7 separate regions of the Homo sapiens genome follow, and all the other regions are linked to region 3. The links are chromatin loops, found by intact Hi-C in ENCODE. Cell type or tissue: heart left ventricle. All regions are shown on one strand. Region 1 overlaps STX8 (syntaxin 8). Region 2 has its middle 27 kb from the start of NTN1. Region 3 overlaps STX8 (syntaxin 8). Region 4 overlaps STX8 (syntaxin 8). Region 5 overlaps NTN1 (netrin 1). Region 6 overlaps NTN1 (netrin 1). Region 7 has its middle 14 kb from the start of NTN1.

Region 1 (4,000 bases), 230 kb after region 3:
GGTGCACAGACAATCCATGTCTTTCTACAGACAAATGAAGTTGAAGCTTGTTAGAGTTCATAGGAAGGGCGTTCTTATCAACTGAATACAGAATTGAAATAGCAGTGAATTCCAAGAAGTAGCTTTCTTTAGCCTTTCTTAGCGTTTCAAAAAGATGTCAAAGTGACTATATAAAATGTTTGTTTTGTCTGGAAAAAATATCAGTGTTTGGGCATTCACAGACCACAGGGAGGTTTGCAGTTAGGATGAGGGAAGATATTTCTGGGGTGTGAGTGAGCTGAGTCTGCAAAGCTTCGTAACTAGACTTGCCTATAGATTTGAAAACACTCCTATGATATAAAAGGGTAATTCCTTTTTCAGAACTTTTTTTGGTAGTTCCTTTCTGTGAATATAAAGATGCACAGAGGCTCAAATTTCAATTAGAAATAGATTCTTTGACAGAAATTCTTTAGAGACGAAGTCTGGCAACAATACGCAGACTGGATTACACGGAAGAGAGGCTGCAGTCAGAGAGGCAGGCCAAAAGGCCAGTGTGGTAATTTAGGTGGGAGGTAACAGGAGTCTGGACAAGGGAAGTGACAAGAGGGAACAGAGAGAAAGGGACAATTAACATAGTGGCTCAAGGGAAATTCCACAAGTGTTGATGAATAGACTGGATATAGGGAATAAAGATTGCCAAACCTATGTGACTTGAAGAAATTGACACGACTTCAGGAAAAGGAAATTTTTTCATTACCTTTCAATTTTCAACACAGCACTTAATAACAATCCCAGAGTTAAACTGGTCCTTCAAGAGATCATGATTATGTAGGAATATCTGTAGCCATATTTACTAAACTGTTAACATCTTTCAGTCCAATACTCTGTCCTACTCTTTTCTGTATCCCATCCACCCTTCCATCCATCCATCCATCTGACAAACACTGAATATCTTCTATGTATCAGGCACTAATCTAGTGACTTGTAAGTGAACAAGAGAGACATAAATACCTGACCTCATGGAGCTAATACTCAAGGGACAATAAATGCCTAACATTGTGCCGACTGCAAAGTTGATACTCAAAATATTTTTTGTTCAAATTGAATAATCTCCATTGAGTATTAGTCCAGAACAAATAAGAATCAGAACAAGGAAAATATCTTCCTTACATAATATCCAAGGAAATTTCACTATAGCACCTTTAAAATCTATTACAATCAAATATTGTTCTAATTTAAAAGCAATCCTATTTTTTCCTATTCATTGCTTGCCAAATTTACCAATAAAAAGTTTTAACACTAAATGAAAACCTTGATGAAACAGTTCACAGAAGAATAGAAATACAGGGTAGAAAAGGCCATCATTTTTTTGGGTCTCCAACTCAAATTTCAAAACCCCAGGGCACTGCTCCTGAGAGTCACACAGGCCATCTTAAGCAAAAAACAAAACCAAAAGGAACACTTCTGTACCTTAAATGTTTGCAAATCATGGTACCTTAAAAGTAGAAGAGGGGCAAAAAGGGGTGATACACAAAAAACAAGAATTCCAAGTAAAAGATGAATGAGCTGCTCTACCATATTTATGGTGACTGAGAGCCATCTGCTGGTTACAGTTTAGTTACAACAGTCCAGGAGGGCCAACTATTGCAGGCAGCTTCTCTATTACATGATGCATGCAACATGCTTAGAAACACAATGCACTGGTTCTCACTCCTGTGAGGAAGCTTAAAAAAGTTTCCTATCGGCCGGGCACGGTGGCTCACGCCTATAATCCCAGCACTTTGGGAGGCTGAGGCAGGTGGATCACGAGGTCAGGAGATAGAGACCATCCAGGCTAACACGGTGAAACTCCGTCTCTACTAAAAATCCAAAAAAAAAAAAAAAAAAAAAATTATCTGGGCATGTGGCGGGTGCCTGTAGTCCCAGCTACTCAGGAGGCTGAGGCAGGAGAATGGCGTGAACCCAGGAGGCGGAGCTTGCAGTGAGCCGAGATCGCGCCACTGCACTCCAGCCTGGGCGAAAGAGCGAGACTCCATCTCAAAAAAAAAAAGTTGATATCATACAAGCAGTGAGTAGGATAGTGGTTACCAGAGGCTGGGAAGGGCAAGAGGTTGGGGGAAGGAAAGGTTGGTTAAGGGAGACAGGGAACAGCTGGATGGCAGAAGTGAGTTCTGGTGTTCTGTGGCATACTAAGGTGAATACAGCAAATGATAATTTACAGTTTTTTGAATAGCTAGAAGAGAGGATTATGAATGTTATCAACACAAAGAAATGATACAGGTTTGAGGTTATGGGTATGCTAATTACCCTGATTTGATCATTACACATTATATACATGTATCAAAATATCACACTGTAAGCCAGGCTCGGTGGCTCTCACCTGTAATCCCAGCACTTTGGGAGGCCGAGGCAGGTGGATCACAAGGTCAAGAGATCGAGACCATCCTGGCTAACACAGTGAAACCCCATCTCTACTAAAAATACAAAAAATTAGCCAGGCATGGTGGCATGTGCCTGTAGTCCCAGCTACTTGGGAGGCTGAGGCAGGAGAATCACTCGAACCCAGGAGGCAGAGGTTGCAGTGAGCCGAGATTGCACCACTGCACTCCAGCCTGGGCAACAGAGCGAGACTCCATCTCAAAAAAAAAAAAAAAAATCACACTGTACCCCATAAATATGTACACTTATATGTCAATTAAATATATATGTACATATATATATACACACACACACATATATATATTTAAAGAGAAACAAATGCGCAAAAGTCAACAGAACTTATATAATATGAGGGAGTTGGTGTTCCTAGAGCCATGCCTTTTTGACACCATCTGCAATAACAACTCTCCATCTTCTTCCAGTTGGTTCTTCACAACCAAACACAGTTATGATAAATCCGTTGAGTGTCCAGTCAAGATGAGCAATCTACATTTGCTTTAGGCATTCGGCATACCTAATGATTTCCATCTTTGTCTCAACATTACTGTTTTCACTTTACTGTACTTGTTTCCATTCTCACTCATTTTATAAAGTAAAGGTAAAATGCAATAAAATATTCAACCAATTGTGCAAATCAATACTGTTCTATGAACAAAGATGTGAGTTCAGTGAAACAAAATTATCAGCTGGCAAGCAGTGCCACCATCAATAATATTAATAGAAATGTGTGTTTGGCAGCTGATATACAAAAATCCAAATTAGGCATTAAAAGGCCATTTAAGAGTGTCAATGAATAATGCTTATGCATTCAAGATGCACAAAAGCCAAGGACCACCTACATCGTCCATTTTTCACCTCAGTGACCTTACTGTTTATTATACCAATTCATCTAACTCATGTCTAAAGACAACAAATTTTGAGATGGACACCCACATTTTCAATTCTGGCATCTTTTCCCTCTGGAATGTGTAAGCTCCCTCGGGTAACTTTTATGCAACCAGTTGGGTGCCAATGTGCGGACTGATATGGAAATTACTGTTCTAAAAAGACAGGATTCAAGAAGATACACAAGGAGGAAAAACAACACATGATGTACAAATTTCTACCCACTTGCGGTATCAATTTCTGTCTCAGTCCTTTCAGGCTGCTATAACCAAATACCTCAGACTGGGCAATTTATAAACAACAGAAATTTACTGCTCACAGTTCTGGAGGCCAGGAAGTCCAAGAGCATGGCATAAGCAGATACGGTGTCTGGTGAGGACTTTTTCTCTGCTCCATGGGTGGTGCCTTCTACATGTTCTCATATGTCCAAAGGGGCAAGGAAGCTCCCTTCAATCTTTTTTTTATAAGGGCACTAATCCCATTCTTGAGGGCAGAGTCCTCATGACTTACTTCCCCGAAGGTCCCACCTCTTAATACTATCACACTGGAGATTAGGTTCTAACATATGAATCTTGGGAGGACACTACTATTCAGACCATGGCAAAGGGTGTCAATGAATAATGCATACCATTCAAGACATACAAAAGTCAAGGACTGCCTACATAGCCATCACTTCCACCTCAATAACCTTGATTTG
Region 2 (4,000 bases), 300 kb before region 3:
AGGTTGCAGTGAGCTCCAGCCTGGGTGACAGAGTGAGACTCCGTCTCAAAAAAAAAAGGAAAGGAAAGGAGGAAGAAAAAAGAAAGAAAGAAAGAAAAGAAAAGAAAGAAAGAAGAAAGAAAGAGAAAGAAAGAATGAAAGAAAGAAAGAATGAAAGAAAGAAAGAAAGAAAGAAAGAAAGAAAGAAAGAAAGAGAAACAAAAGAAAGAAAAGAGAAAGACAGACAGACCCGACCAGGCACAGTGGCTCACACCTGTAATCCTGGCACTTTGGGAGACCTTGATCACGAGGTCAGGAGATTGAGACCATCCCAGCCAACATGTTGAAATCCCATCCCTACTAAAAAAAGTACAAAAATTAACTAGGCGTGGTGGCATGAGCTGGTAGTCCCAGCTACTCGGGAGGCTGAGGCAGGAGAATTGCTTGAACCCAGGAGACGGAGGTTGCAGTGAGCAGAGATCATGCCACTGCACTCCAGCCTGGGTGACAGAGCAAGACTCTGTCTCAAAGAAAAGAAAACCCAACCCTGCCACTTACTTAGGTTCCGTTTAACTTTAGGTGAGTCATTTAGAATCCATGCCTCAGTTTCCTCGTCTCCCAAGTGGAGATAATAGCCCTGACCTTATAGGGTTGTTATTTGGGTTAAATGACATGCTACACAGAAAGCACCTAGAAGAGTACCCGGCCCATAGTAAGTACCAAGTAAGATTTTGCTATTATTAATAATTGGTATGAAATTGATAAAATGAATAAAATTCTTTCTCTCCTTGCCTCCACTTACCCAAACACCAACTCCACTTTCTTTCTCCCATCATGACTCTGTTTGCTCCTACAAATCAGATTCTTTTTCCCTTTTTAAAGAAAGAGTCTGATTTCCCAGCCTTGGCAACATAGCAAGACCTCATTGCTACAAAAAAAAAAAAAAAAAAAGCCAGGTGTGGTGGCACACACATTTAGCCCAGCTACTTGGAAGGCTGAGGTGGGAGGATGGCCTGAGTCCAGGAAGGGGAGGACGCAGAGAGCTGTGATTGAGCCACTGTATTCCAGCCTGAGTGATAGAGTGAAACCCTGTCTCAAAAAACAAGGTTTATTCCTTTTCACCCCAAACTTGTCCCTGTCCCTCCCTCATGACCTTCCTGGGAAGCATAGTAAAACATGCATCAGGGCAAGAGCCTGGAGACCTGGGGTTTAATTCCACTTCTGGGCTTCCCCTCCCTGAGCCTCAGCTAAACATCCAAGGATCCCTTTGTTTTAAAATATAGGTTGTGTTGGCTGGGTGCAGCAGCTCATGCCTGTAATCCCAGCACTTTGGGAGGCTGAGGTGGGTGGATCACCTGAGGTCAGGAGTTTGAGACCAGCTTGGCCAACATGATGAAACCCCGTTTCCACTAAAAATACAAAAAAATTAGCCACGTGTGGTGGTGGGTGCCTGTAACCCCAGCCATTCGGAAGGCTGAGGCAGGAGAATTGCTTGAACCCAGGAGGTGGAGGTTGCAGTGAGCCGAGATCTTGCTATTGCACTCCAGCCTCAGCAATAAGACCAAGACTCTGTCTCAAAAAAAAAAAAAAAAAATGTAGGTTGTCTTATTATTCAGGTAATGCCGAGGACAGCAGATCAGGAGACAACTACCATTGAAAAAAGAGTTTGCTACTCACAGTTCCGGAGTGGAAGGGACATGCCATGCCACACAGGGCCACACGGGGGAGCCCAGGGTTGGGCAAGAGGCAGAAGGAACAAGAGGAAATCAGGGCAGGGGCCTTAACTATGGTTTCGGAGGGAAAGGCAGGCAAGGCAAGGTTTAGGATTGGCAAGTGTGAGTAATTTTGGCGGGCTCCAAGGTATAGGGGATTTCTCTAGTTGTCTGACACTTGGCCCTGGGGTGACTAGGACAAGTCGTGAGAGTTTGGGTGTGGGCTCTGGATTGGTTGGTTTGCATATCAAAGGTGTGCTCACAGCGTAGTCTTTGCCATCTCTAGGGATTAACTAACCCTGGAAGGGACAGTCCCTCCAGGATCAGCAAACCCCAGACCCCAAAGCATCAAGAATACAGAAAACAAGAAGACGTAGTTAATATACCCTTCTACTATGAATGTGGTTTCATCAGCCACTTTATACATGTCCAACAATACATATTGCTGCTATGACATCATGACTTTTTATCTTCACAGGGGATTCTGACATAGGGGTTAAGGATACCGTCTCTGGAGTCAGACTACCTGGATCCAATGGTAACCTCTCTGTGCCTCAATTTGTAGCTCCCTCATTTTATAGCTGTGGGATTTGGGGGCAATTACTTAACCTCTCTGTGCCTCAGTTTCCTCATTTGTAAAATGAGGATGCTAGTTCCTTATTTCTTAGCACGGTGGCCATTAGAAAAACTATACTTGTAAAGAAAGCTCTTAGAACAGGCTGGGCATATAGGGAGCAATCAATACCTGACAACTATTGTGATTTCTTGATCATGTCAAGCTGCCTTCCAGATTAGAGTTTTCACCTCTGCTGTTCCCCGCGCTGGGAAGGCTCTTTCCCACTCTCTTCACCTGGGTAACACCTTCTCTTCCCTCATGTTTCAACTTAAATGTCACTTCCTCAGCGATGCCCCCACGTCCCAGGCCCCTAGCCTACCCAGCCTTTGTTATACTCTGTCACATGGCCCCTGCACTTCCTTGTAATGCTCATCATAGTTGCAATTGCACAGCTGTTTGTGTTACAGTTTATTGAACATCTGCCTGCCTTTCCCTGTAGACCGTAAACCTTAGGAGAGCAGGGACTGTGTCTGTCTGGTTCCTGCTGTGTCCATAGTGCCTGGCATACCAAAGGTGGTCAATAAATGTCTGTGCACTGGATAAACCACATAGGTTTACAGCTGCAGGTGCATGGATGCCTGGGTCAGAGGCCATCTGGACTCTTGTCTAATGGCAGAAATCCAAAGTCACAGGCTTCTGACCCCTTTGTTTGATGATGGGCTTCTGATGAAGGGCTTCTGGGCCCTTCAGCTGCCCTTTTCAGGCCAGGGAGTCTGGGAGGGAATTCTTGAGGATCAAAATCCATGTTGTAGATGACCAGCTGGCCTGGAGACATCAATTGGCAGAAGTGATGGAATGTGTACGGAAAGATGCAGCTGCCCTGCTCAGGAGGGACTTCATCCTTGCTTTGCTAAACCAGCTGAATTCCAGGAATACCAGCGAGGGGATTGGGTCATGTCATACCTGCCTCTCGAGACAAGCAAGCCGAAAGCTGAAGGGGGCAGGGAGGTGCTAGAACTGCAGAGAGAAAGGAAGGGCCAGATGTACGGACCGGAAAAAGCCCTGTAGCAGGTGGAGGTGAATATAATTAATGGAGCCCAGTGAGCAAGTCTGCACATGCCAACGTCAAAACCTCATCCCAAGGAGCCATGGTCTCACTAACCCCATCCCTGAGAGGGCAGAGCAAGAATAGTTTGAGATTGACATGCCAAGCAAATGTATAGCAGGAAATTCTCCTAAGCCAGGGGTTTGGTCAGAGGCCCTGGCCCCTGTGGCTAAAATCAGGATTATGTCTGTACTGATTTACTTCCCAGCTGGGTTTCAGGAAAAGCCTCAAAAAGACCACAGGGTTGTGCCTCAGATTGGCACATGAGGCCAGCTTCCCTTGGGTCTGTGCTTTCTGGACAAAAAGCTAATACGAAGGGAGATACTCAGAGGAAAAGGCCCCATCCCACAGCCTCCCTCTCTCTATAGCCCCCTTTGAGTCTTGGCAAGTGTATTTGTGACAGCTAGAACAAATCAAATGTATTTTACAAGTTTAGCCTCAAGCAGACCAAGTGCCAGCTTTGGTAGACATGTCCAAAGGGATTTTGACCCTGGACTAGTGGTTCTCAATGGAGATGCTATTGTTCATTTAGAGATTTGGGGGGTCGTGGCTTTGGCTGTCATAGTGATTGGCAGTCACTACTACCATTTAGTTGTCAGGGACCAGAGGTACTATATGTCGTCAATGCATGTAAGCAACCATTGTGCA
Region 3 (4,000 bases):
GTCATCTTCTCAACCCAGTTCATAAATAGTTCTCCATATTATGACCAAGTAATTTAGTTATTTCCAATATATCCGATATATACCTGTAGACAAATGCCCTGAGGATGCTACCAAAAGCTCCTGTTTGGAAAAGGGGAAAGGCACACATTGCCACCCAGTCCAGGACGTACATGCTTCTTATTAGGGTGCAGTAACCCTGTCCCCTGGGAGGCTCATTCTTGTCTAATGTCCTCTGCTGAAAAAGACAACCCTTTGGGGGTTTCCGCACTACCTAAGGTCAGCTTCAAAAAGGGAATGTTGCATAGCCATGGTGAACATGGAACAAGTTCTAGGAAGAAATGAGGATCCAGAAGTAGAATCAACCCGAACAAATATTACTGTCAACCAAATAGAGTTTGTGTGTGTTGTATAAAATCACTGTAGAATTATATGCTTCAATTACTGAGATTAAATATTCAGTATCAGGAAAAAGCTTGCCTTTCTTAAAAAGTATGTTTTGGCTGGGCGCAGTGGCTCACACCTCCCAGCACTTTGGGAGGCCGAAGCCGAAAAGTCACCCGAGCCGAGGAGTTCACGACTAACCTGGGCAACATGGTGAAACCTCGTGTCCACTAAAAACACAAAACATTAGCTGGGTGTGGTGGTGGGTACCTGTAGTCCCAGCTACTCAGGAGGGAGGGAGGATCACCTAAGCCTGGGAATTTGAAGCTGCAGTGAGCCATGATCACGCCACTGCACTCCAGCATGGGCGATGGGAGTGAGACTCGGTCTCAAAAAAAAAAAAAAAAAAAGTATGTTTCTTTCCTTTCCTATTAAATACTTCCATTGTGGTACACATCATATTTCCCTTTCTGTGTTGGTTTTCCAAGATTCTATCCTCAGTGCTAAATTTAATGCTCAAATATGGTATTAGTTTAGGAATTGGACATATTTTATTTACGTTCTCTTCTACATGTAAACATTTTCTATTCTTTAACAGCTTTGAGATTTTATATATACATACATCTTTTATTGTAAACTACCCATGTCCTCTTTGGAATACATAGGTCACAAATTATAAATAAAATCTATCTTGGGATAGGATTTGAGCTATCTTTGCTAAACTGCCCTACAAGATTCCTAGAGATTGAGGTTGGGGAAGAAACTGGGCTTTGAACAGTCCAAAGGCTCCGCTAGCCAGTCTTTATTGCTTGCTGTTTTATCTTAAGTCTGGTTCTGCAGGCTAAACTCTGTGAACGTATTCATTTATTTATGCTTTTGTGTATATTTTGGTGTTGTTTCCAAGGAAAAGTTCTCTTTCAAATCCTCCCGCCTTGCCTTAGTTGAACTAAGGAGAAGTGGGATTTTCTCCTGTGTTGATGTGTTCCTGAGTGTTGGATGGGGTGCTGCCAGCTAACCAGACCAGGACTAGAGCTAAGGAAGAAGCTGCTGGAGCTGGGGCAGAGGCACTGGGAATCCAGGAGGTACAGGACTGGCCCAGAGGTGGATGGACGGAGTCCCTGCCCACAGGGCAATTCCTTTACACAAAGAAGAACCTCAGACAAATAAATGGGTACTAAACATATGAACGATATAAGGGTAGAGCAAAGGCATCCTGGAAGTCAGTGTCACGGTCTCCACCGTGGGGCCTGTCCGTGGGGCTTCAGCATTCACTGGCGTGGGAGACCTGCAGCTTAGGTGTGTCACCACCGTGTGGTGGAAGGGAGAGTGACAGGCATACAGAGCCCAGTGGGTTCCCAGTTCAGAGATTTATGGTGCTTTTCTAAGCCACAGCTTGAACAAAAATAGAATCTGTTTATTAAACTTGTCTCTTTCATAACACAACACAGACTTCAGAAAGATAACTTTACAGCAGACAAAATAAAGAGGAGGCACTCATATTTCTCCAGCTACCTGCTAATGGCTAATCTCGAGCATGCTTTATTCTGAGGCCTACAGGAAGGAGTTTCCTCCTCTCACCTCCAACTAAAAAGAATCCCCTTTCTTTACTTTGGCATTGAACCCCTTCAGCAGCACAGCTCACAGTCCTGGCCCTGGCTTACTAGGGCTTGCAGAATCATCTTGCTTCACCAAGCTGGTTTGGAAGCAGCAGAATTTCCTCTTGAGCCAACAAGTCTTCCCCTCGCTGAATGCTCTCTGGCTGTTTCTAAGAATGTGCTCTGCAGTTCCCATGCCCCAAGTCCTCAGATGCCACTAGCTATTCAGCTCTCATGCCCCCCATCTTCTCTCCAAACACAAGGCCTTACACCCAACCAGCAAGCAACTCTAGGAAGATTATTTTCAAGACAGATTAAAGTAACCTGACAGAAAATAGAACAAAACATGAATATCCGGTATCATCATGGATACTGGTTGGTTAAGCAAATTTAAATTCATTTCACCAATATTATTGAATTGGGTACAATCACTAAATAACCACTGGGACACAGCAGCCAGGGACCTCCATGTCTCCTAGGTAGATAAAGAAAAATAATAATGAATAGTGAGAGCATTTACAAAGTGCCAAGCATTGTTCTGAAGAATACACATGCTATAATTCATTTCACCCTCACAAATCTCCCAATGTTGGGTAGATCCCATGAATACTTCTAGTTTCTAGGCAGTATTCTAGGAGTATCTAAGGGATGCTCGAGGTCTCACAGCTGGTAACCAATGGAGCTGGATTCCAATCCAGAAAGTCAGATTGTAGACCCCTCAAAACAGTGTCTGCAGCCACTGCCTTACACGGCTTCCTGGGGAAGTCATCCCCTACCTGTAATCAGCTTATGAGGACCTCACAGAAGATGTGGAATTTTAGAGACTTTTTTTTTTTTTAATGAGAACATTATAACTTGGGCATGAGGTAGCTATGAAGAATTCTCAAAGACCTGATTAAGGTCCTTGGATAAGTGATGACAGTGAGATAGGAGGTGTAAGAAGGTCCGGCGGTCTACCCAGAAAATGTTACCATAAAAATAGAATACTGTCATTAATTTTGAAGTGAATACGACACTTTGTACTTTGCAAAGAACCGTGACATATATGTTATCCATTTTAAGCTTTGCAGTAACCCCAGATGTCATGTTTAACTTTTTATGTGGTCACCATTTATAGTACTTTTTTTTTTTTTTGAGATGGAGTCTCTGTCTGTCGCCCAGGCTGGAGTGCAGCGGCACGATCTTGGCTCACTGCAAGCTCCGCCTCCCGGGTTCACGCCATTCTGCTGTCTCAGCCTCCCAAGTACCTGGGACTACAGGCACCCGCCACCACGCCTGGCTAATTTTTTTTTTGTATTTTTAGTAGAGACGGGGTTTCACCGTGTTAGCCAGGATGGTCTCGATTTCCTGACCTAGTGATCTGCCCGTCTCGGCCTCCCAAAGTGCTGGGATTACAGGCGTGAGCCACTGCCCCTGGCCCAAGTCTTATTTTCTCCATCTTATAGATGAAGCAAATGATGAAGATTCCACGGCTAGCCTAGAGGTGGCCTAGGGTTTGGGTCTTCTGATGTCTATTGCAGTGCTGTTGGTCACATCTTGCTAATTTGGCCCCAGGGTCAGCAAAGAACTCTTAGTGAGAGAGATGGCGTAACACAAGATAGGAAGGAAAGGAAAGATATGAAGTCTGGCTGGAAGGCCTAATGGTGATAAAGTGAAAGAGGAAGAGAACTCGTATTTTCTGAGCCCTTACTATGTGCAAAACCCTATGGTGGGCCTCAATGGCTCAGGAAAGCTGGAAATACAACAGAATCACTGAAAGAGAAGATTCCTGCATGGAAGGCAACTGTTGCTTCTCCATCAGGATCAGCTCTGAGTGAGGGTGGAACATCTGAAGCCAGGCGTTTCATAAACAGGAGCTTTGGCAGTCTTACACTCTTTAGAGCAGACAACAAGGAGCAGACAGGAATCAGGAATCGCTCCTTAGAGACTTCCAGGGATGGGAAGAATGCATGGGAAAGGATTCTTAAGAAGGTGTGTGCAGAGGAGGGTACTTCATTGATGAAACATAAGGAAGAACTAGGGGC
Region 4 (4,000 bases), 220 kb after region 3:
ACCCAGCCAAGCCTACTCATTTTTAACAGAGGTGCCAAGAATACTCACTGGGGGAAGACAGTCTCTTCAATAAATGGTGTTGGGAAACTGAATATGCACATGCATAAGAATGAACCTGGACACCCATCTATCACCCTAAGGAAAAAATCAACTCAAAATGATTCAAAGACCTAAATGTAAAACCCAAAACCATAAAAGTACCAGGCAAAAACAAGGAAAACACTTCAGGATGTTGATCTGGGAAAAGATTTTATGAGTCAGACCTCACAAGCACAGGCAACAAAAGCAAAAAGAAACGAATGAGATTACAACAAACTAAAAAGCTTCTGCACAGCAAAGGAAACAGTCAATAGAGTGAAAAGACAATCTATAGGAGAAAATATTTGCAAACTGTTTATCCAACAGAGGATTAATATGCAAAATATGTAAGGAACTCAAAATATCTCAATGGCAAAAATCATAATAATAATTGGATGGAAAAATGGGCAAATGAGCTAGGCATGGTGGCATGCACCTATAGTCCCAGCTACTCAGGCTGAGGTGGGAGGATTACTTAAGCCTGGATAACATAGTGAGACTCTATTTCCAAAAAAAAAAAAAAAAAAAAAGATACACAAAATATGTGAAAGACAGACAAATGATCTGACCAGACATTTCTCAAAAAATGACACACAAATGCGCCAACAAATATATACAAATTGCTCAGCATTACTAATCGTCAGGGAACTGCAAATCCAAATCACAATGAGGTATCATCTCATTCCACTTAGAATGGCTATCATCAAAAACACAAAATAAATGCTTGTGAGGATGTTGTGAAACAGGAACTCTTATACACAGATGGTGGAAATGTAAACTAGTACAGCCACTATGGAGAGCAGTATGGGGGTTCCCCAAAAAACTATAACTAGAGCTACCATATGATCCAGCAATCCCCCTACTGGGCACTTATCCAAAGGAAAGAAAATCAGTATTTTGAAGAGATATCCACACCCACATGTTTACTGCAGCACTATTCACAGTAGGCAAAATATGGAATCAACCTATCCAACAACAGATGAATGGATAAAGAAAGTGTGGTATACATACACAACGGAATACAATTTAGCCATAAAAAAGAATAAAATCCTGCCATTCACAGCAACATGGATGGAGCTGGAGGACGTTATTATATTAAGTAAAATAAGCCAGGAACAGAAAGCTAAACACTGCATGTTCTTACTCATACGCAGAAGCTAAAAACAAAAGTTGATCTCATAGAAGTAAAAAGTAGAACAGAGCACACCAGAAACTGGGGAGAGTAGGGAGAAGGGGGAGAGCAAGAGATTTGTTAAGGGACACACAATTATAGTTGGACAGGAGGAATAAGTTTGAGTGTTCTATTCACCACTGTAGGATGACTACAGTTAACAATAAAGTCTCCAGTAGCTAGAAGGACGATATAGAATGTTCCCAACACAAAGAAATGAAAAATGTTTGAGATTATGAATGTGCTAATTATCCTGACTGGCTCATTATATATTACATGTATGAAAACATCACTATGTACCCCATAAATATGTATAATTATTATATGTCAATTAAAACAAAATGATAGGCTGGGTGCGGTGGCTCACACCTGTAATCCCAGCACTTTGGGAGGCCAACGCAGGTGGATCACCTGAGGTCAGGAGTTCCAGACCAGCCCGGCCAACATGGTAAAACCCTGTCTCTACTAAAAACACAAAAATTAGCTAGGCATGGTGGCGGGCGCCTGTAATCCCAGCTACTTGGGAGGCTGAGGCAGGAAGAATTGCTTGAACTCAGGAGGCGGATGTTGCAGTGAGCCAAGATTGCGCCACTGCACTCCAACCTGGGCAACAAAGTGAGGCTCCATCTCAAAAACAAAACAAAAACAAACAAAAAACAAAATGATGACAATGATGTTACAATAGCAATAACAACAGTTAACATGCAGTAAGCATTTGCCCTGTACAGACACGGCTCCAGGTGATTTATATATATTCACTCATATCTCCATTATTTATAATTCTTCTAGCCTTGTTCACATCTCCCATATCATCCAGAAACAATTGCTACCCTATTATTTAACCTTTTATATAGATAAGGTGCATATCCACTAGACAGAAGGCAGAAACTGAAAATCACCCTTCGCTGTACACACGCTGTCCCACAATATGGAGTGAACAGCTAATAGCATATCACCTACTGGCAACATATGAACAGAAAGTAGCTGGAGGATTCAATAATTTTTCATTCCAAAAACATTTACTTCGTAGTTATTATATAGTCGGCATTGCTCTCATTAATGGGCATGAAGAAAAAATAGAATATAGACAAATGGACCAAAATCTCCACCCATACAAAGCATAGATTCTTGTTATCGGTGCTGTTTGCATTCTGGTGGGATGAAACAATGTGTAAAATGTGTGCAAACTGTCTAATGTCGTACTTGGAAGATGTTAACTACTATCATAATACCAATTATTGCATTTTTTTACACAGAAGGCACTAAAAAATTTTAAATAAATCTGTATATCACAAAAGCTATATTAATTTCACTTTTAGTTTAGAACTTTAAAGCCTTTGGAAGACTATTTCATGTAGCAAGAGACAAACCCAGGCAAAACTGGAAGAAAATTTTTGATTCCTTAGACTAAGATTTTAAGCACAGAGTTGGTCTCAAGTATACTAATTAGCATGCCAAACAGAAGTATGACTTTCTTCCACTTTACTAAAACGACAGGTGTGTTTCTTTGAAGTCTTTCTCTCTCTCTCTCTCTCTCATTCATTCATTCATCCATTCATTTATTTGAAACAGGGTCTCACTCTGTCACCCAGGCGGGAGTGCAGTGGTACAATCATCTCTCACCACACCCTTGACCTCCAGAGCTCAAGGGATCCTCCCACCTCAGCCTCCTGAGTAGCTGGGACTACAGGTGCGTGCCTCTGCACCTGGCTAATTATTTTTATTATTTGTAGAGATGGGGTCTCGCTATGTTGCCCAAGTTAGTCTTGAACTCCAGGGCTCAAACAAGCCTCCCACCTTGGCCTCCCAAAATGCTGGGATTACAGGCATGAGCCACTGTGCCCAGCTGGAAGCCTTACTTTATGCCATTGGCACCAAATAGCCAAGATGTCAAGATTTTGGATTTCTTCTCTATAATAATTATTCAATTTCACGTACCTTCGAAGAAGGGGGAAGAATGCAATAGGAAAGGGAAGGAAAGAAGAAAATTCACATTCAAAGCCTATCCCAACTCTCATATCATCTTGCAAGAGCCACTTTTCAAATCAGGAATTACACAGGATTTGTCCATGGTTTACTGCAAATGCAAGTGGGTCAGAGGTATGTAAAGATACTTTGAAAGTGCATTAGTAACCAGCTATGACCATCAAAATGAGTATATTGCCCCTGAGGTGTTATTGCTCCTCTGAACTTAATGTTGGAACCAGTCACTGGTAGCTCCTGTGAGCCCTAGTGCATGCTTTTAAAAAGCTGTTATTCAAGGGGAAAAAATGTAAAAATATTTTTTTCACAATCTCAAAAATGACACATTAGAACCACAGTCATATATATATATATATATATATATATATATATATATATATATATAGACACCTGTTAGAAAATAAACACCTGTTAGAAAATAAAAGTGACAATATGGGCACAATTTAATACTAATATCAAACATACATCACCACAGACATATATAGAAAGGATTTCCCAGGGTTATCTGATTCCCAAGGCTGAACTGTCTAACTCCACTTCTCTCTGGTTTGTTTGGTGTTTCTACTTTCCTGATGCCCCAAACCTATGAGGAAATCCAGCAATTTCACTCACTGACCTTCACTCAGAAAAGCAGGTAAGATCATGAGATCATAGGTATCCCTGGATGTACACCCGATTCTCTTTTCATTTGGTTTTATGTTCAATTTAACATTTGGGGTGGTGCCTATTATTACTGTTCTAGGTACTAGGAAAATACGAAAAATAATA
Region 5 (4,000 bases), 180 kb before region 3:
GGAAGACACTTTCTTTGTGCAATCCAAGCAGACTTTGCTCAGGAGAGGACAGTCCGAGACTAGAAGGCAGCAGAATGAGATGGAAATAGAGATGTCATATAGGGAGAGAGTATAGGAAAAAGCCAACTGCAGAATCAAAATCCATATGGTACAGAGTAAGAGGCAGATTTTGTTCAAGGATGTTCACTGCAATGTTGTTTATAACAGCAAAAAAAGATGTCCAACGATGGGAGATGAGCTAAATAAACTCTAATGTAGACATAAAATTAAATATATATGATTCAGGCCAGGCGCGGTGGCTCACGCCTGTAATCCCAGCATTTTGGGAGGCCGAGGTGGGCGGATCACTTGAGGTCAGGAGTTTGAGACCAGCCTGGCCAACATAGTGAAACCCATCTCTACTGAAAATACAAAAATTAGCCGGGCATGGTGGTGTGTGCCTGTAATCCCAGCTACTCGGGAGGCTGAGGCAGGAGAATTGCTTGAACCTGGGAGGCGGAGGTTGCAGTGAGCTGAGATCACGCCACTGCACTCTAGCCTGGGTGCCAAAAAAAAAGAAAAAAAAAAAAAATATATATATATATATATATGATTCAGCTATTCAGATATTGTGTATTATTTATTGACTTAAAAGGAGTAAGGGAAAAAAAAGGAAGATTCAAGTGTAAGTATGACGGGTCTGATACTTTTAAAAAATGTGCATATGCTTACTTAGAAAAAGCTTTGCATGATTCTATTAACATATTTAGGGTGTATAAGGTATATAAAAGTTACTTTTAATTACAAAATGCATCTATTTCTGTAGTGTTTGAATTTTTTGCAAAAAAATATATTGATGTTTTACTTGAGTTAAAAAAAAAAAAGATAAACATGGAGGCCGGGCACTGTGGCTCACACCTGTAATCCCACACTTTGGGAGGCCGAGGCAGGCAGATCTCCTGAGGTCAGGAGTTCGAGACCAGCCTGGCCAACATAGTGAAACCCTGTCTCTACTAAAAATACAAACATTAGCTGGGTGTGGTGGCGGGTGCCTGTAATCCCAGCTACTTGGGAGGCTAAGGCACGGAGAATCGCTTGAACCCGGGAAGAGGAGGTTGCAGCGAGCCGAGATTGTGCCGCTGCACTCCAGCCTAGGCAACAGAGCGAGACTGTGTCTCAAAAAAATAATAACCATAAATAAATAAATAAAAGTGGGATGAAAGATGTTACCAGTATAAACTGTTGGGCAGCACTTCTTCCTCTTTTCTCTCATAGCTCCTGGTTTCTACTGACCTGCAGAGTTTATGAAACTGCTGTTCCCATCTGTCTGTTCATGTCTGTCTTTGGATTGTGAACCACCCAAGGGCAGTCTGTATTTCTAGAACCTGACATGGTGGGAGGCTTCTGTGAGAGAAGATGCTACCTGCATTTTTCTTGGGTGGATGAGTGGTAGGCTTGGAAGATGGGGCAGGATGCTGGGGCGCCAGGCCGGGGGTGCAGTAGAAAATTCTGCTCTGTGCAAACTCCTGTTCGTCAGTTCTGTGACAGCTCCCCTCTCCTTCTGCCTCAGCTCCTTGAGAGAAAGGACTGTGTAAGTGGGTGAATGAAAAACTAATGAACTTGAGCTCATTCATTTGGGTGGGCCAGACAGCACCTTAATACCGATTCAGTAAGTTCAAGCCTTTGAGAGAGACTTTTGAGTTCAAGGATGTTCAACTCTTTGGGGTGAGCAAATAGGCAATGGAGGTGGTTTTGAGGTGTTCACCAAAGACCCACAATGCTGGCGTCAGCCTTGCATGTGTTCCCCAGGGTCTCCCGGGGGTCTCCTGCTCACCAGTTAAAGGCTTTCCTTCTCAGAGCTCATTGTCGGGAAGAGAAAGCCGGGCTCCTGGCTGGACCAGTGTCCTCATCCACGTGACGTTCCTGGAGCTGGACAGATCCCGGCTGAAATCTGGAGAGGGATTTGATAAATGCTCTAAACCCTCCCACTGTGTGCACTGGAGTTAATTTAAAAACCAGCTTCACAAACACACTCAGAGGCCTCAGAAGGAAAGCAGAGGGCAGGCAAGAGCCGAGGTCTGTGCCCTGACTCATCCTTCCCCCCCGGGGCGGGGACAAACGGCTCTGACATTTCCCGGGGCCGCAGCCCCCAGAGACAAACGAACGGATGGGCCGTGGCGGAGTCTCTGGAGGCGCCGGGGCAGCCTTGGATGGGGCTTGCTGGTCTTGGCCGGCCGTGCGCGGTGGAGGAGGGCTGGCGAGGCGGCAGCAGCCGTGTACTCGCCGTCTCCGAGGCCGTGGAGGAAGGGATTTCGTGTTTCTCCCTCTATGAACAGTCGGAGAATTTTCCTCCCATAAACAAAACAAACATGAGCCGAAGGGGCGGAGGCCCCAGGGGCAGGCTGGGTGGCCCTTTCTTTCAACCTCTCTGCATTTGTTTCTCCGGGGGCAGATTGTGGCAGCTTCTTAGAGCCCCAGAAAGCCGCCTGTGGGTGTCGTCATCTTGCTTGGTTAACCGAACACATTGCCTCTTGGTCCTAGCCAGGGCTCTGCTGTTCCTGGAGGAGCGGCTGTGGGCCAGCTAGACCCTTGTCCACAGAGGCGAGTGGCTCTGCAGAACATTCCACGGGGGTGGCAGAACAGGTGCCTCTTGGCATGGGCAGGCGGCATGGTGGGGTAGGCAGAGCCCCCGGGAGGGTCAGGAAGCAGCCACAGAGTTTTGAGCCACCCACCCACCCACCCACCAGCTTGCTGTGTGGCCTTCACCACGTCTTTCTCATCCCTGGGCCTTAGCCTCCCCATCTTTTGCTCCAGAAGTCGAGCTGGGTGATTTCTAGAGTCTCTACTCGCTGTTTGTTTTTGTGACCCGGGGAGGGGCAGCTGCGATGGTGGAGGGCACCCTTCTGAGGCCCCCTCCTCTCCCTGCCCTCTTTCTCTCCCCACATCTCTCTGATTTCCCCTTATTTCACTGACAAAGCTTAAAATCCCAGGGCTTTCTGTAGATAGTGGGGCTGCGGAAGACGGTGCCTGCCTCGGCTTGAAAACCAGGCCCAGAAAACACTGCCATCCATCACGTTCTCATTGTCACCTAGGAAGGCCCCAGAAGGTCAGCTTCCAATTGCCTCTCAGTACAGAGCGCGTTTGTGTTGCTTGGGGACTGACTGTCCTTTCACAGAACTTGTGGGAAAATACCTCTTCTCTTCTCCAGAAAAGGTGATGAGAAAGGTATTATTTAGAAGGTAGACAGGAAGGAGAAAGGTGGAGGCATATTCCACTCTATGAAAGGACGAGTATGGGATTGAAATATTTGTAAGCATGGGGCACATCCTATTAACAGTTGATGTCGGATATCTTGTCTGCTTTCAGGAAGGATTTGTGGCCGAGGTACAAGGGGTGGCTTTTGATATGAAAATGTGCATTGTGGCTCCCTGAATGAGGGGGGTGGGAGAGGGCTGGGATGGCCCCACTGGGCGGGGAGAGGAGCCTCTGGGAGCGACACCCGGGGAAGCTGTGAGGCGTGAAAGGGTGCTTTTAGGAAAGTCTGGATCAGACATGATGTTATAGGAAAAAATGCAGCGTCTAAGGAAACAGCGCGTGAATAGAGAGAAAGCCGAGAGACAGGGCAGGGAGGCAGAGAGGACATAAAGCAGATTGGCATTGGCAGCCAGGGGAAGGAGCTGCCTGGTGGCAGGGGCCACAGACTGGAGGGAGGATGGCAGAGGACACTCTGCTTCCCAGGGAAGGGCCCGGCCTGGGGCGGAAACTTGCAGAATGGCTGATGACACCAGTAGTTGGGCTTGCGCTCCTCAGAAGCATGAGGACAGGTGGTTCACAGTGTCACTGGCCCTGGGTCTGCACCTGGACCAAGTAAAGCATTACCTCAAGAAGCTTTCATGTGGGCCGGGTGCGGTGGCTCACGCAGTAGTTTGGGAGGCCGAGGAGGGTGGATCACAAGGTCAGGAGTTCGAGACCAGCCTGGTCAATATGGTGAAACCCCGTCTCTACTAAAAATACGAAAATT
Region 6 (4,000 bases), 190 kb before region 3:
GACACTGTCCATGAATGCCCATCAACAATAGAATAGAAAAGTAGCTTGTGATATGTCATACAGTGGAATGCTATACAGGAATGAGTATGAATAGCCTATAACTACATGCAACAAGTAGTCAAAACTCAGAAACATAATGTTGACTAAAAGAAGCCAGATGCATACTCTACGATTCCATTTATGTCAAGTGCAAAGCCAGGCAAAGCTAATGTATGCTGTTGGCAGTCACGATATTGGCTACCCTGGCTGGATGGAGGGTAGTGACTGTGGAGGAGGTGGCAGGAGGTGGCTTCTGATGGTGAGTGTGGGGGGATAGTGTTCTGGTTCTTGGCCTGAGGCTGATTCACATGGATGTGTTCAGTTCGTGAAAATTCCATGAGCAGTATGCTTTGTGAGCAAAAAATTTTCTGACCAATTTGATATGTCAATAAAAAGCTAAAAAGTGATTGACAGGGTATATACTCAGAAGAATTGAAAGCACGGACTGGAACAGATATTTGTACCACCCATGTTCATAGCAGCATGATTCACAGGAGCCGAGAGGTAGAAACAACCTAAATGTCCATGGATTGATGAATGAATGAACTAAATGTGGTTTATACATGTGATATGGTTTGGCTGTGTCCCCACCCAAGTTTCATCTTGAATTGTAGTTCCCATAATCCCCATGTGTGGTGGGAGGGACCCAGTGGGAGGTAATTGAATCATGGGGGAGTTTGCCTCCGTGCTGTTCTCATGATAGTGAGTGAGTTCTCATGAGATCTGATGGTTTTATAAGGGGCTTTTCTCTCCCTTCAGTCTATACTTCTGCTTGCTGCCACCATGTGTTTGCTTCCCCTTCTGCCATGATTGTAAGTTTCCTGAAGCCTCGCCAGCCATGGTGAACTGTGAGTCAATTAAGCGTCTTTCCTTTATAAATTACCCAGTTTCGGGTATGTCTTTATTAGCAGCATGAGAATGGACTAATACAACATACAATGGGATATTACTCAGCCTTAAAATGGTAGGAAATTCTCACACATGCTACAACTTGGATAAACCTTGAAGCTGTTATGCTTGGTGAAAAAAGCTAGACACAAAAGAACAAGTACTAGGCTGGGTGCTGTGGCTCAAGCCTGTAATCCCAGCACTTTGGGAGGTCGAGGTGGGTGGATCACCTGAGGTCAGGAGTTCAAGACCAGCCTGACCAACTTGGCGAAACTCCATCTCTACTAAAAAATACAAAAAAATTAGCCAGGTGTGATGGTGGATGCCTGTAGTCCCAGAGACTCGGGAGGCTGAGGCACGAGAATCACTTGAACCCAGGAGTCAGAGGTTGCAGTGAGCTAAGATGGTGCCACTGTACTCCAGCCTGGGCAACAGAGAGAGACTCCATCTCAAAAAAAAAAAAAAAAAAAAAAAGACAAGTACCGTATGATTCCACTTATAGGACGCACCTAGAGTAGTCCAGTTCATACAGACAGAAAGCAGAATGGTGGTTGCCCGAGGTTAGGGGAGTGGCAATGGGGAGTTAGTGTTTAATGGGTACAGAGTTTCAATTTGGGAAGATGAAAAAGTTCTGGAGATGGAGGTGGTGATGATTGTGCAACAATGTGAATGTACTTAATGCCATAGAACTGTATACTTAAAAATGGTTAAGGTGGTAAATTTCTTGTGCATTTTACCATAGTACAAAGATAGGTGATTGCAATAGATGATTGCAGATAATAACACAACATACATACAGACAAAGACACACGAGCAGAAGCAATGGGCCGTACAAAGCTTCCTGTGCTTCGGGGCCTGGGAAGGAGCCCGGCAGGGGAGCTGTGAGGGCAGAGCAGAGGGGGTCTGGAAAACTGGGAAAGGACCCAGCGTGACCTTGGAGGTAGCAATAGGGTCAGCCCTGCTGGGCACAAGGCTGACCTGCAGGCCCGACACATTTGAGGGTGCTCGGGCCAGCTGGCATGAAGCCGCTCTCTCTTGCTGGCACGTCAAAGCTGAATGTCCAACACCATGACACCCTGGTCTGGCCTTTTTTTGAACTTGCACAGCTTTCCCGTCAGGTCCTGGAGACAGGGAGACTTTAGGCGGGGCGATTTGGCCCACGGAAGGGAAGGATTTCCCACGTGGGCTTTATTCTAGGGAGTGCGAGGTTGGCCACAGTCCTGACCTGACAGCCAGGGACCTGCTGCTCACAGGACATTTCAGAGTCAGAGCCAGATTCCTCAACACTTACGAGGTGTTCCTGTACCAGGCCGAGGCCCCTGTGATGGTGAGTGCCTCTGAGTGGGGCAGGGGTGGGGTGACCCATGGCTGGGTCTCACCGTGGGAGCAGGCTGCTGGCCATGTGGGGCCCGTGAGAGACCCGGCAGTCCAAGGACAGGTGTTTTGTTTTGAGCGTCCATTTCAGAATGAAAAGACGTGGTGTTAGCCCCTTTACCAGCAGGGACATTCCCAAAGAATGCTGCCCTCTGACACCTGGCCTTTAGGAAGAGCCCCCAGGAAGACACCACACCTGGGCCGGATTTCCAGGGCCAGCCCCCTTGGGTCAGCTTGGTCTGCTCCATCTGCCCAGTCCTAGGAAATCCAGCTTTTCTTCCCTTTGCATTGCCCCACCCCAGGCTTATTCATTAGGTGTCCTGTCACCTCTCCGGGCCTTTTCTGAAGGTATCTGGAGCCTGGTGTGTGTGTGTGAATGGTGGCCTTAAAAGGCTTAGGAACATTTGGGGGCTGAGAAAAGAATGCTCCCAGCTGGCAGGTGGATGTAGGAGGCATTAATCCAGAATCATTTTTCCTGTGGAGACGGCTTTGTTATAAATCTGTCAAAACGTGGGCGTTCTTCAGTGTTCATGATATTATCCCTGGCTCCTGTGGGGACAGGGGTGGGAGTAAGGGCGCCTAGCTGAGAAACAGGATTTTCTCCTAAAAGATGTTTGGTTCCTTGAGATCTGTTCTGTCTCTCTCTCTTTCTCTCTCTCTCTCTCTCTCTGTCTCTGTCTCTCTGTCTCTCTCTGTTTCTCTCCTCCTTGACCTCACGCAGTTGGTAGAGTACAGCCAATTTGTCACTGGTTCTTTAGAACTGTGGGAATCCTCCCCCTCCCCCAAGTCCCCCAAATGTGCAGGTGAGCTGGATAAGTAGGCAGCCTAAAGACAGAGGGAGGTGGGTTGAAGGGAAGGAAGAGGAAATGAATGGTGAGCAGACACACCCTGGTATTCCGATTTAAAAAAAAAAAGAAATGCTAGTTGGGTGGGGATGGGGAGTGGGGAAACCAAGAGACCATCTGGACCAGCTACTCCCAAAGCATGGCCCCCCAACCAGCAGCGTCAACAATATCGCCTGGGAACTTATTAGTGATGCAAACTCCTGGGCCCCATCCCAGACCTGCTGAATCAGAATCTGCACATCAAAGTTGGAGAAGCGCTAAATAAACCACACTTCCTGGTCCAGAGATGGGAAGTGACTTGTCTGTGATCACACAGGTGGTTAATTGCAGAGAAGGACTTCCAGCCCACTGCCTCACCTGCCTTGCGGGTGAGATGGAGCAGTCGTACCTGACTCTTGGCACTCAGGGTTTGTGCCTTGGCAAATCTGGTTGTGTTTTGTATCTTGGGGGCAGAATTTTTGTGTGAGTTATTATCAACCAAAGATGGTTGAAGTGTGAAGCTGTAGGCCTGCCTCGGAGTTAGCACACGGAACGGAATATCCTACATGTAGTTTTGGTTCTGACCACTGATTTGCCATCTGGCAAAATGGCATTTCCTTCCTTCCTTCCTCCCTTCCTTCCTTCCTTCCTTCCTTCCTTCCTTCCTTCCTTCCTTCCTTCCTTCCTTCCTTCCTTTCGACAGAGTCTCGCTCTGTCACCCAGGCTGGAATGCAGTGGTGCACGCTCGGCTCACTGCAACCTCCGCTTCCTGGGTTCAAGCAATTCTCCTGCCTCAGCCTCCCAAGTAGCTGGGAGTACAGGTGCCCACCACCATGCCCGGCTAATTTTTGTATTTTTAGTAGAGACGGGGGTTT
Region 7 (4,000 bases), 290 kb before region 3:
CCAACCTTGCTGCACCTCCCCCGCATCTCTCCACGTCTTCACCAACATTCTCCTGGGAGCTTTAGCGACTCCCAGATTTTCTCTCAGGCTGCCTCCACCCACCCCTTGTGGCTTTCGGGTTCTGATATCCAGCTGTCCTTGAAATCACGCTTTCTAAGAGTTGGAAACATCCTTCCACAGATTCTAGAGCCATTATACAGATAGTGATATTGAGGCCTAAAGTGACTTGCAGTTGTCACCCAGCTAATTAGAGGGCTTGAGCCAGAATGGATTTCATGGCAAACAGTGAATCTCGGACTCTGGGCATCAGACTTCCAACCGCCCCCACCCCGACCCAACACACACACACATACACACACACCCTCCCTCCTCCTCCCCACCGCTGCCCCACAGCTTCCCTACGTCTGGGGAGGGGCCCAGAAGGCTGCATTTTAAACAAGCATCCTGAAGCATGTTGATGCAGGTGGTATAAGGACCATATTTAGGGGAATGCAGCCCAAATCAGGTTCTTTACCTAGCAGGCCCTTCTCTCCCAGGACCATGGGCTTTGCTTGTTCTATGTGCGTCACATATGATCTGCAGAACAGTCTTTTCGGTGTCCTCCCAGACTGGAGGCCATAGTGGGTGAGGTCTATTTCTAGGAGATGCTCCAGTATCCTCCAGAATGTGCAGCCAATGAGGGAGCGGCAGGGGGTGAACTGTGCACCCAGCCAGATGAGGAGAGGCCAGAGTGCACCGCAGGCTGCCTGGATGTTGAGTCCCCAAACCCAGGGGCCTTCTCTTACCAATGTGCTTTCACAGCTGGACCTAACACTGCACACTGCAGGCCCCACACAGACAGTACAAATGTGCCCAGAGGCCCCCCTTGGCAAGGCAAATCTGCCCACGCCAGGGACAGAGCAGCCGGCCATAGGGGGACCCATGCCAGCAATAACCCAGGTGTGAGCTGTGGCCCAGAATGCCAGCACCTGCCCCTTCAGCATGCTGGGGTTTGGAGGTGTGAAGTGGGCGGTGGAGGGGCAAAGAGAAGGCCTGGAAAAGTGGAAGAAAGTGGGTAGGGGGAGGAGAAGCCATCAGGTACGGGGGTGGTGGGTAGTGGGGGGGACAAGTCCCTATTTATGTAAGCCATTTGTAGCTGCGAATTGTAAAACTGGGCAGGCTTCTCTGGAGTAATTCATAGTGTTTGGACAAGACAAACATTGTTCTGCTTTAAACAAACCTCCAGAAAGGTCAGCTTGGTTCATCCCTTTGCTGCGAGTCGCTGAGACTATCCAGATGATGAGAAAATCAGATCTTCGCTGAGGGGGCCCAGGCAGGAGGTGGTGGACTCCTGAGCCCTTTGGATGCTGAGCGAGGACACCCAGTGCAGGGAGGGGCCTTGGCTCTGTTGAAAAGGCTGGACTCCCAATCCGGAGCCAGGAGATGTGAGGTGTGTGTGTGCACATCACAGATTGTGAGATTTTGATGATGGCAAGGACATCATCCACATTCTAGGGCCAAGCCAACATGACGTGCAACATGAATCTTCTTTATGTGGAAGAAGAATTGATGGGAAATGAAGGTTCATGGATGCAGAACCAAATTAACCCAACTAATGCTATGCCCAGATATGGCCCTGGACACCAAGAAATCCATGTTCCTTGCATATGGATGCCCTGGTAGGGCCCTTCTGTGTTCATTTAGCAAACATTTTTGAGTGATCACAATGTGTCAAGTTTTGTGCTGGGTACTCAGGGTTACAGTAGGGAACAAGAAAGATATATTAGTAGCACCCACTCTTGGGGCCTATAGTTCTGGGTTATCCTCTCCTTCCCTGTCTTCCCTAAGAAGAGAAGCTGTTCACAATTTCACTTCCAGCTTCTCCACCGCCATCATGGCCTCACCAAGCCCCCTGGCCAAGACCCAGCATACCAGCTCCCTCCACGGGGCCTGACAGTAAGTGCTCAAGAAATGCTAGCCGCCATGGTTATAATTACGAGTACAATTGTGATTACGAGACTCCATTGTTTTCTTTTCTTTTCTTTTTTCTCTCTCTTTCTTTCTTTCTCTTTTTTCTTTCTTCCTTTCCTTTCTTTCCTTCCTTCTCTCTCTTCCCTTTCTTTCTTCCTTCCTTTTTCTTCCTTTCTTTCTCTCTGTTTCTTTTCTTTCTTTCCTTCCTTCCTTCTCTTTCTCTCTTTCTTTTCTTTCATCCCTTCCTTCCTTCTTTCTTTCTTTCCCTTCTTTTCCTTTCTTTCTTCCTTTTTTCTTTCTTTCTCTTTCTCTCTCTCTTTTCTTTCTTTCCTTCCTTCCTTGTCTTTCTCTCTTTCTCTCTTCTTTTCTTCTCTCTTTCTTTTTCTTTCTTCCCTTCCTTCCTTTCTTCCCTTCCTTCCTTCTCTTTCTTTCATTCATTCATTCTTTCTTTCTCTTTATCTTTCTTTCTTTTTTCTTTCTTCCTTCCCTCCCTCCCTTCCTTCCTTCCTTTCTTTTCTTTTATTTCTTTTCTTTCTTCCTTCCCTCCCTTCCTACCTTCCTTCCTTCCTTCTCCTTCCTTCCTTCCTTTCTTTCTTTTCTTTCTTCCTTCCCTCCCTTCCTTCCTTCCCTCCTTCTCCTTTCTTCCTTCCTTCCTTTCTTCCTTTCTTCCCTCCTTTCTTTCTTTCTTGCTTGCTTGCTTGCTTTTAGAGATGGGGTCTCCTTCTGTCACCCAGGCTGGAGTACAGTGGCATGATCATGCCTCATTGTAACCTCCAACTCCTGGGCTCAAGCTATCCTCCCACCTCAGCCTTCCAAGTAGCAGGGACCACAGGTGCAAGCCACAATGCCTGCAAATAATTTATTATTATTCTTATTATTTTTGTAGAGATAGGATTTTGCTGTGTTGTCCAGGCTGGTCTCAAACTCCTGGCCTCAAGTGTCCTCCCACCTCGGCTCCCCAAAGTACTGGAATGGCAGGTGTGAGCCAATGCACTTGACTTAGACTCTGTTCTTGAGTGATCTATCTGACCCTGAGCTGAAGTGGATACTTTGTATTGATATTTACTATTCATTCTCATTGTCTTATTATTAATGGCTTATTAACAATACATTATTGATGCTCATTAACACTAAAGCCCAGTGTCTCTGTGGTGCCAGTCATCACTGTCCTGTACATGATCTCTGTTTGCCCTGTAGTAAGCTTGGTGATGGCAGTATCACTGGATTTGCTGGTTCTAGGCAACTTTTTAATTTAAGTTAATTAATTAATTAGTTTATTTATTTATTTATTTTTGAGATGGAGTCCCACTCTGTCCCCCAGGCTGGAGTGCAGTGGTGCGATTTCAGCTCACTGCAACCTCGGCCTCCTGGGTTCAAGTGATTCTCCTGCCTCAGCCTCCCCCAGTAGCTGGGGTTACAGGCATGTGTCACCACGCCCAGCTGATATTTTTTGTATTTTCAGTAGAGACAGGGTTTCACCGTGTTGGCCAGGCTGGTCTCGAACTCCTGACCTCAAATGATTGGCCCACCTCAGCCTCCCAAAGTGCTGGGATTACAGGCATGAGCCACTGTGCACCCAGCAGTCTATGCAACTTTATGAAAATTGTTTAGGGCTTTGGACACTTTAGGGTCTTCTGCATATGGTTTTTTACTCAATACTCCTGATATCCATGGAAGGAAGAGAGGGCGGGAGAACAAGGAAGGAAGATTACTATCCACATTTTTCAGAAGAGGAAGTTGATACTTACAGAGGTGAAGTGATTTGCCCAGCATCACGGAGATGTTAACGGAGGGGACTATGTCTGACTAGGGTACAATCCAAACCCCAGCTCTACTAAAAATACAAAAATTAGCTGGGCATGGTGGTGGATGCCTGTAGTCCCAGCTACCTGGGAGGCTGAGGCAGGAGAATCACTTGAACCCAGGAGGCGGAGGTTGCAGTGAGCTGAGATCGCACCATTGCACTCCAGCCAGGGTGACAGAGTAAGACTCCATCTCAAAACAAGACAAAACAAAAACAAAACAAAACAAAAAAAGCTCTGTCTTGGGA

Evidence for each region. Hi-C counts contacts between places; a loop is a spot of excess contacts. Peaks named below come from ENCODE experiments on the same cell type or tissue, not always from the same donor. Only the 100,000 strongest peaks of a DNase experiment are listed, where the experiment ranks them.
Region 1: a loop joins it to region 3, with 3 times the contacts of the local background. A loop is called at or near these places in 31 of 110 quality-filtered maps.
Region 2: a loop joins it to region 3, with 6 times the contacts of the local background. A loop is called at or near these places in 60 of 110 quality-filtered maps.
Region 4: it touches region 3 in a loop (2.2-fold over the local background); 31 of 110 quality-filtered maps call a loop at or near these places.
Region 5: it touches region 3 in a loop (2.4-fold over the local background); 13 of 110 quality-filtered maps call a loop at or near these places.
Region 6: a loop joins it to region 3, with 2.3 times the contacts of the local background. A loop is called at or near these places in 13 of 110 quality-filtered maps.
Region 7: a loop joins it to region 3, with 2.7 times the contacts of the local background. A loop is called at or near these places in 60 of 110 quality-filtered maps.

The regions. Positions count from the first base shown.
Region 1 is chr17:9,520,694-9,524,693 of GRCh38, forward strand. The region is part of intron 4 of STX8 (syntaxin 8); the gene reads right to left. Among named protein-coding and RNA genes, the nearest start is that of STX8, 53 kb to the right of the region's middle. In heart left ventricle, a CTCF peak has its summit at 1,584 (motif pointing left); no DNase peak of the experiment used is centred here.
Region 2 is chr17:8,992,722-8,996,721 of GRCh38, forward strand. No RefSeq gene overlaps it. Among named protein-coding and RNA genes, the nearest start is that of NTN1, 27 kb to the right of the region's middle. In heart left ventricle, a CTCF peak has its summit at 1,700 (motif pointing right); a DNase peak (open chromatin) is centred at 1,710; H3K27me3 peaks cover 69 bases.
Region 3 is chr17:9,290,670-9,294,669 of GRCh38, forward strand. All of the region lies in intron 7 of STX8 (syntaxin 8), which reads right to left. Among named protein-coding and RNA genes, the nearest start is that of NTN1, 270 kb to the left of the region's middle. In heart left ventricle, a CTCF peak has its summit at 1,690; a DNase peak (open chromatin) is centred at 1,672; H3K27ac peaks cover 264 bases.
Region 4 is chr17:9,512,727-9,516,726 of GRCh38, forward strand. All of the region lies in intron 4 of STX8 (syntaxin 8), which reads right to left. Among named protein-coding and RNA genes, the nearest start is that of STX8, 61 kb to the right of the region's middle. In heart left ventricle, no CTCF peak of the experiment used is centred here; no DNase peak of the experiment used is centred here.
Region 5 is chr17:9,113,597-9,117,596 of GRCh38, forward strand. The region is part of intron 2 of NTN1 (netrin 1); the gene reads left to right. Among named protein-coding and RNA genes, the nearest start is that of NTN1, 94 kb to the left of the region's middle. In heart left ventricle, CTCF peaks have their summits at 2,047 and 2,248; DNase peaks (open chromatin) are centred at 2,135 and 3,733; H3K4me3 peaks cover 896 bases; H3K27ac peaks cover 468 bases.
Region 6 is chr17:9,102,711-9,106,710 of GRCh38, forward strand. All of the region lies in intron 2 of NTN1 (netrin 1), which reads left to right. Among named protein-coding and RNA genes, the nearest start is that of NTN1, 83 kb to the left of the region's middle. In heart left ventricle, no CTCF peak of the experiment used is centred here; a DNase peak (open chromatin) is centred at 2,021; H3K27ac peaks cover 1,714 bases.
Region 7 is chr17:9,005,093-9,009,092 of GRCh38, forward strand. It overlaps a transcript of NTN1 not described here. Among named protein-coding and RNA genes, the nearest start is that of NTN1, 14 kb to the right of the region's middle. In heart left ventricle, no CTCF peak of the experiment used is centred here; no DNase peak of the experiment used is centred here; H3K27me3 peaks cover 2,974 bases.